2 separate regions of the Homo sapiens genome follow, and region 1 is linked to region 2. Evidence: read pairs that join two places in POLR2A ChIA-PET (ENCODE). Cell type or tissue: OCI-LY7. All regions are shown on one strand.

Region 1 (4,000 bases), 380 kb after region 2:
TATGTCTGTATAGATGCATGGAAAACTTTTGGAAGGCAGGAAGGTTTTAATAGTAATTACTCCAGCAGTATCATCCAGTGTCGGGGTTGAGAAGGAGGAGTTTTTAAAATTTTTTTACCCTTTCCGATAGCTCTTACTTTTGCCGCAAACATGGATACTAATTTAAAATAACTACGTTTTTATTCATATTTTTGTCAGTAAAGTCTAAATTCTTCCAAACAACTAATTCTAGTTAAAGAACACATTTAAGAGCAGTTTATTAATAAGAACATCATTCCCATTTCAATAAGTAAAACTTTTCAACAGTTTACTATTAAAAGAGCAAGCAAATACTTCTCAGTGCCTTTGAAAGTCGTGAGCTATCAAAATAATACCCCAAGTACTAATAAAACATAATCACTAGTGAGCAGTTTGGAAATGGTTCAATACTAGGTAATATCCCAGAAAGACAAAAGTATAACCATACTTCTAGATATAAGAGAGTCGGGTGATTATTTATACAATTAAGACATCTTTACCGTATGTTTGAGGGAAATTTGATGTATCCACTACCCAGAAACTTGATAACAAATTAGGTTAATAGAAACAGTTAATTGAGATGGAAACCAGGGATAGCTGTAGTTGTGATAAATAGGTGAAAACACTACTTATTTTTTGTTCTGAGGAATCCTAAGAAAAAAATTAAGATAAATATTTTTCTAAGGAGTATTAAAGAGTTACTAAAATAGACATGCTGAATATATATCCTAACATTTTGTGTGCATAAAGTTCTCTTATTCATCTAATTAATGGAATACTGAGCTGATTAATAATTGCAAAGTACTTTGAAAATATATAAAATGTTCAAGGATAAGTCATAATACCATGACAGGAAAGGCTGTATAAACTAATTTTCTTTTTTGTTATTAATAGGATTCATTTTTTCTTTAACTTCCCATTTATAGTGTCTTCTACCATCCTTTCAAAGAGAAGAAAGCTAAAGGGACAAGACAATCAAAACAAGAGTTTTAAAAGATTTTTTTATCATGCAGATTAGGCAGTGTATATGACTTTGCCATAAAGAAAACTGACAGTCTTGCAGATAAAGGAGATAAGGAAAGTTGGAATTTCTTTAAAAATGGAATTCGAGGCCGGGCGCGGTGGCTCACGCCTGTAATCCCAGCACTTTGGGAGGCCGAGACGGGCGGATCACGAGGTCAGGAGATCGAGACCATCCTGGCTGACACGGTGAAACCCCGTCTCTACTAAAAATACAAAAATTAGCCGGGCATGGTGGCGTGCGCCTGTAGTCCCAGCTACTCGGGAGGCTGAGGCAGGAGAATGGCGTGAACCCGGGAGGCGGAGCTTGCAGTGAGTCGAGATCGCGCCACTGCGCTCCAGCCTGGGCGACAGAGCGAAACTCCGTGTCAAAAAAAAAAAAAAAAAAAAATTGGAATTCGATATTTTTACCTGTATTCTTTGTTGTTTCCCATCCACTAAAATGCCCTCTTGCCACAAAATTTTACATTCAACCAAGGCAGAGAAGTATTACCTTATCTAATGTAATTATTGTACCATCATCTCCACTTCCAAAATATAAATGATAAAAGGATGTTTCCATGCTTTTTATGCTGTGGGCTCACAGTATTCCTTTAGAATGAGATCTCTAAGAAAATGGAAACCGAGCTAACAAATATCTTAAGTCCAAATTTATGATAAATAGAAAATTCTAAAACTTCATGCCTGTAATCCCAGTTCTTTGGGAGGCCAAGACAGGAGGACCACTTGAAGCCAGAAGTTCAAGCCCAGCCTAGGCAACATAATGAGACCCTGTTTCTATTTTTTTAAAAAATTGTTTTAATTAGCTGAGCGCAGAGACACATGCCTGTAGTTAGTTAGTCCTGGCTACTAGGGAGGCTGAGGGGGTTGGATCACTTGAGCCCAGGAGTTCAAGGCTGCAGTGAGCTGTGATTGTGCCACTGCACTCCAGTCTGGGTGTCAGAGTGAGACCCTGCTTCTAAAAAACAAAATTTTGAAACTGAAGAGTTCTTATGAAAAAAATTCTTATTCCAGTCATCTTTTAAGCATGCAGGATCTTAAAATTTCTAAATAGACTATATTTTGTGATTTTAAGTATGTTTATGATACAGTAATTTTATGACATAGAGCATATATCGCACTTTTATGATATAAATGCAGTATATTAGAAATTTTAAGATTTGTCTGGCATAAAAGACTAACATTAGAAATTTTTCATAAGAATGAACTATCATCAGTGTTATAATTTTCTATTTATCATAAATTTGTAACTTAAAATTCCACATCAGCATTATAGAAATATTCATTTTAATGTGTTCAAGCTGTTTCATTTCCTCTTTCTAACTAGGGCCCTCATTTGAGCAGATGTAGAGTTGCAAACTTATTTATTGCGTAAGCACTTCCTTCTCAGTGGATTTGTTTCTGTCATATTCTTTATGGGGATATGTATTTGAGCTTTAATCTGCCTCTCTCCTTAATTTCTAGTGTTATGCCCCATTTAACTGGACTTTTTTTTCTTTATTGGGGTGTAGATTGTATTATAGTTTCTGTACACTTTCCCATTGTTTCAAAATACTGTCCTGAAAGATGTGTTTTTTGTGTGTTATAACCTTAGGGAAGTAGATTCCTTAGTAGCAGTAGTGATTTTCAAAATGTGGTTCCAAAGCCCATTTTTATTATTAGAAACATAAGGAAGCTTATTCAAGCCATCGATTCCTAGGCCATACTCCAAATCTCTGGAATAAAAATCTCTGGGGTGGAGCCTGGGAATTGGCATTTTTAACAAGTACCTCAGGTATTTCTTCGGCTCACTATAGGTTGAAACTTGCTTTCCTAGAATGAGGATTTTTGCATTAAATGTCTTTTCTGTATTTTTTATTACTTATTAGTGTCTAACTTGGATATTTATTATAAGATTGTATAATTACATTGCTAAACTATTCATTGGATTCAGGGCCTGCTTTGAAGTGAATAAAAATTATAAAAGAGCAATAAATCCATTTCCCATAACTAATCCATTAGTTTTAATTCCACTTGCTTGGGGGAAAGCCAGATCTCATTATGAACCTTACCACTGGCAAGCGTTGAAGGGATCTATTTTAATAGGAAGTGAATAGGAATCAATAAGAAAATAAAACCAAATCAGAATATTTTTGGAAAAGCAGAAGTACTTTTTTGAGAACAGTGGGAAAAACAATTACGAAAATGTGTTTGACTGACAGATATATTTTGAATGGTTTAAAAATGATATTAAGTTCCCACTAATGCCTGGTCCTATGGTAAATCCTTTATAGGGCACCTCAGGTAGAGTTCCTGCCATGTGGAATCTTAAATGTGATGTCAATGGTAGTGTTAAGAATTAACTATAACTAATACATGGATGGATCTATGCCATTTATGACAGAATGTAAGAAACTGATGAAGCTAAGTATTGCCTCAGATGCAAGAGAACAGTTCAGAGAAAGGAGCTAGGAAATACAGTACTGTACCTTCTTCTGAATGTTTGGGAAGGGCTCATGGAGCAATGGAGTTTCCAGAAGTCATTTAATGGAGAGACAGGGAGATTTGGAAGTCTTGGGAGAGTATTGGAAGCATAAGGGGTGGACTGTGAAGTCAGAATCCTAGAGTAAGGGCAAGTCGGTGGCCGCTGGGTGAGGCATGGGTGAAAGACCTCCAGGGTGGAAGCCTGGGGGACTGGGAGGAATTTTTCAGTAAACCATTCGAAATACAAGCAGGACCTAGGCTCTAGTGTACCTCTTGGGTAGAGGGAACAAATATGAACAGCACCACAGAGAAGAGATACCCAGACTTTGGTAAGTTACTGCATTTGAAGGCCGGAAGAACAGAGTGAATACAGTAATGATCACATAGTAAATGTGGAAAAAAAGAAAAGGGTATTTTCCATGTTTATATTGATAAACCATATACAATTAGAGTTAGTGTTAATGAGATGTGGAGCTTAGTTAAGGCTTCATAATGTTTC
Region 2 (4,000 bases):
AATGCTATGCCAAAAAAGAAGGAAGCAAAGGATTATGCCTAAACATATTTCCTCAAATGGTTTGTTAAAACAATTGAAGCTGTGAAAACATATTGAGTGCAAACTTGTATACAGCTAAAAGAGTTCTCACTTTTGCACTTCATCATCAATCTTGAGTTGAGTGATGATCATGGGTGACATGTGTCATCTGCTTTGGGGTCAGTGCTTGCAGCAGTTGGAGAAGCTGACGTTTAGTTTTATCCACAATCTATCTACAAAGCTGCACAGGGAGAGAAAAGACAGCAGATCTACTTTGCTTCAATCAGAGTATCTTTTGTGATCCAGAGACATTTTATTGTTTGCTAGAGAAGCATGGTGAAAGGAAAGGTGAATGGGAGTCAGTTTACCTGAGAAAAGCAAATGATACAAAATCAGGGACTAGCCAATAGCAAAGAAGACTTCAGGAAACATCACAGGAAGACAGAGCCCTGAATAGGAACTGATACCTGGGCGGGTTCTAATGGTTAGCAACCACTTTCAGTAAAAAAGGAAGAGGAAGAACAAGGCATAGCCAGAGCTCTATCAGTTCAGCGTGTGGAAGGTAGGAAAACAAAAAGGCAGCCCTCCAAAATGCTAATCTAGCTGTTTTGATGCCTCTCACTGAGGGCTCTGAATTTAAATATGTTTTAAATGGGAAGCTGATCAGCTACCTTCCCTGATATGCTCTTGGCGCTTCCAGCAGAACCTGCCAGGTGGGTTTCACTGAGAGGCGCACAAAAGCAGAGACCATTGCTTGCTGCCATGATGCTAGTGTTGATCTGCAGATCTCTACTTGTCATCTGCTAAACAACTGTGAGCTGTCACTCCAGCCGTGAGAAGGCAGCTTCCTTGTCATGGCACTTAGATTCCAGGCTCTGACTTTAATGCCTGCATGAGTTTGTTTAAAGCAGCTTGTCCAAAATTTGACTGCAACCTGTACACATAATCTTTTCCTGAAAAAAGCCACCTACATTTAACACAGGCAACTGTGCACATGGGCAGAAGGGTAGCTATCTGGAACCTAGAGAAAAATATTGCTGCCTGGCCCCAAATATTACACCATTCCCCAATTCCTGACATTTTTAGCTCAAAGTCCTTTATTTGGGCTAAAACAACATCTTCCCAAAGGCTTAAATTAAAATGCAAATATGTTACCTGGAAGGGGAAATTATTCAAGTTTACTAACGCATTAGTGAGGATTGGTTTTTCTGATTAGAAAAAGTGTCTTTTTAAAATGCAGCATCCTAAAAGACTAGAATATACCCTTTGGATGGTTGGTTGGGGTGAGGGAGAGGGAGAGAAAGGACCCAGCACCCAAGATTTTAACTAGAGAGAGTGAATGGCATATCAGCTGAGCATGTTCTGAACGTCAGGGGCCTTTACATATTTTAGTTAATCTTTATACCAACCATACGAGGTACATTTAGCATCTTCACCTTATAGATAAGGAAACCAAGGCTCAGGCATTTAAAATAACTCTGATAAGTAGATATAGAGCCAAGAGTTATGCCTGGTTTGTTAGACTACAAAGCTAGTGTCCCAGGAAATGTCTGAAGGGGTTGGAGGGCTACCAGTGAGTAGATGAATTGACGGCAGCCTCTGCCTTTTCTATTCATCCAAACACCAAGGAGGAAGGAGGTAAAGTGAAGATGACCACACACTCCCAGAAAATTTAGACTATAGAAGATGTGTGGAAAGATAGACCTGTTACATTTTACTATTGTAAAATGTCACATGACTTTGTAGGGTGATGACAATATTGTATATCTTGATTCCAGTGTTTTTTATACATTTGTTACAACTTATCTAACTGTACACGTAGGACCTCTGCCTTTGAAGGCATATAATTATACTATGAAAATAAGTCATAGGTTTTACTTAAATCAAATACTTTTAGGACCAACTTCCAGGGTCTATGCTGGCTCTTACTTTCCCTCTTTGGTCACAATAGAGAAAAACAATTTCTTCAATTAAGGGAGTAAGATAGATCTTTGACTTGTACATGGCTACTACAGATGTCAGGAAAGAGTATTTTTTAATAGGGTCCGTGGAAGTTTGTGTGCCTTCCGATATCTCACTCATGAGCCTGGTGATAACCATGGCAGGAATTCATGCAGAAAAATTCTCTGTGATGATGGTCCTAGACTACAAAGAAAATCAATGTTAATTTGATAAGCATTAATTTGTAATCCAACATCCAAAGTAAATTCATGCATCCCTTGAATGTCAAATTCATTTAAAAAATAATGCTAACCGGATTCTCTTTCAAAAGTCTAAATATAGTTAAATAAGGCTTGTAGTGCAATGCTTGTAGAACAATGTAATTATTGTGGTCTTCATATACTTGCTTATTAATTGACTATTGAAATTGGAAAAGCATTTCCATAATTAATCTCATGTCATTTTCCAATTATAAATTTGCTATAGCGAATTTATAATTCACTGATGCAGCCTCAAAGGAACTGAAGGTGATGGCTTGTTTTGGGGAATGGAGTATTTTCTGAGACAATCCAGGATAGTTGCCTGATCAATACAGTATTTTGCTTTTTGAAATCCTATGCACAGAGGGAGTAAAGTGAAAGCAGCGTGAAAGTATTGTTTCAAGCTATCTTTGAATAGGTTGAAAAAGGTGAGATTTTGTGGGAAGAGTGGAAACCCAGTGTGATCAGATATACTGTAGAGTTTATCTAGACAGCTCAGAACATGCTCTGAAGCTGAACGGCACACCAGCTGCAATATAAGCTCTTTACACCTCAATGTGTTAAATTTGCCGTAGGCCACCCAAGATGCCAAAGGCTTAAGAGTAGATGAAAAAAGATGGTGTATTAGTCTGTTTTCATGCTGCTAATAAAGACATACCTGAGACTGGGTAATTTATAACGGAACGAGATTTAATTGACTCACAGTTCCACATGGCTGGGGAGGCCTCACAATCATGATGGGAGGTGAATGAAGAGCAAATTCATGTCTTAATGGCATCAAGCAAGAAAGCTTGTGTGGGGGAACTCCCCTTTATAAAATCATCTGATCTTGTGAGACTTATTCACTATCACAAGAACAGCATGGGAAAGACTCACCCCCGTGATTCAATTACCTCCCACCCAGTCCTTCCCACTGCATGTGGGAATTATGGGAGCTACAATTCAAGATGAGATTTGGGTGGGGACACAGCAAAACCATATCAGATGGTGACCATCTCTTTGAAATCTGAAGAACACCATGATGACCACCTGTATCTATCCAGTAAATCTAAGCCTTTTAGTTTGGTCAAAATAAGCCAAAGATTAAAGGTCTTTATTATATTGCAGTAAAAACAGTTAACATGAGATTTACCCTCTGAATAAATTTTTAAGTATGTAATTCATTATTGTTGACTATAGGTATAATGCTGTACAGCACATCACCAGAGCTTGTTCATCTTGCTTGACTGAAACTTTACACCATATGATTAACAACTCCCATTTCCCCCTCTCCCCAGCTCCTGACAACCATCATTCTATTATTTGATTCTATGAACCTGACTATTTTAGATACCTCATATAAGTGGAATCATGTACTTTCTATGACTGGCTTATTTCGCTTAGCATGATTTCCTCAAGTTTCATGTATGTTGTTGCATTTTGCAGAATTTCCTTCTTTTTTCAGGCTGAATAACAATTTATTGCATGTGTGTACCACATTTTGTTTATATATTCATCTGTTGATAGAGATTTAGGTTGCTTCCACATCTTGCTATTGTGAATCATGCTGCAATGAACACAAAAGTACTAATAACTTTTCAAGATCTGATTTCAATTCTTTTGGAAAAACACCCAAAAGTAGGATTGCCAGATCATGTGGTATTTTCTATTATTAACTTTTTGAGGAAACTTCATGTTGTTTTACACAATATTTATACTACTTTATACACCCACCAACAGTGTATGAGGGTTGATGAGGATAAAACCATATCATCACCAACACTTATTGTCTCATCTTTTTT

What was found. ChIA-PET counts read pairs that join two places held together with the same protein. Peaks named below come from ENCODE experiments on the same cell type or tissue, not always from the same donor. Only the 100,000 strongest peaks of a DNase experiment are listed, where the experiment ranks them.
Region 1: POLR2A ChIA-PET joins it to region 2 with 5 read pairs; 2 of 35 experiments call an interaction of 5 or more read pairs at or near these places.

What each region holds. Positions count from the first base shown.
Region 1 is chr18:5,438,892-5,442,891 of GRCh38, reverse strand. All of the region lies in intron 5 of EPB41L3 (erythrocyte membrane protein band 4.1 like 3), which reads left to right. Among named protein-coding and RNA genes, the nearest start is that of EPB41L3, 100 kb to the left of the region's middle. In OCI-LY7, no CTCF peak of the experiment used is centred here; a DNase peak (open chromatin) is centred at 2,391.
Region 2 is chr18:5,821,302-5,825,301 of GRCh38, reverse strand. The region is part of intron 4 of MIR3976HG (MIR3976 host gene); the gene reads right to left. Among named protein-coding and RNA genes, the nearest start is that of MIR3976, 17 kb to the left of the region's middle. In OCI-LY7, no CTCF peak of the experiment used is centred here; no DNase peak of the experiment used is centred here.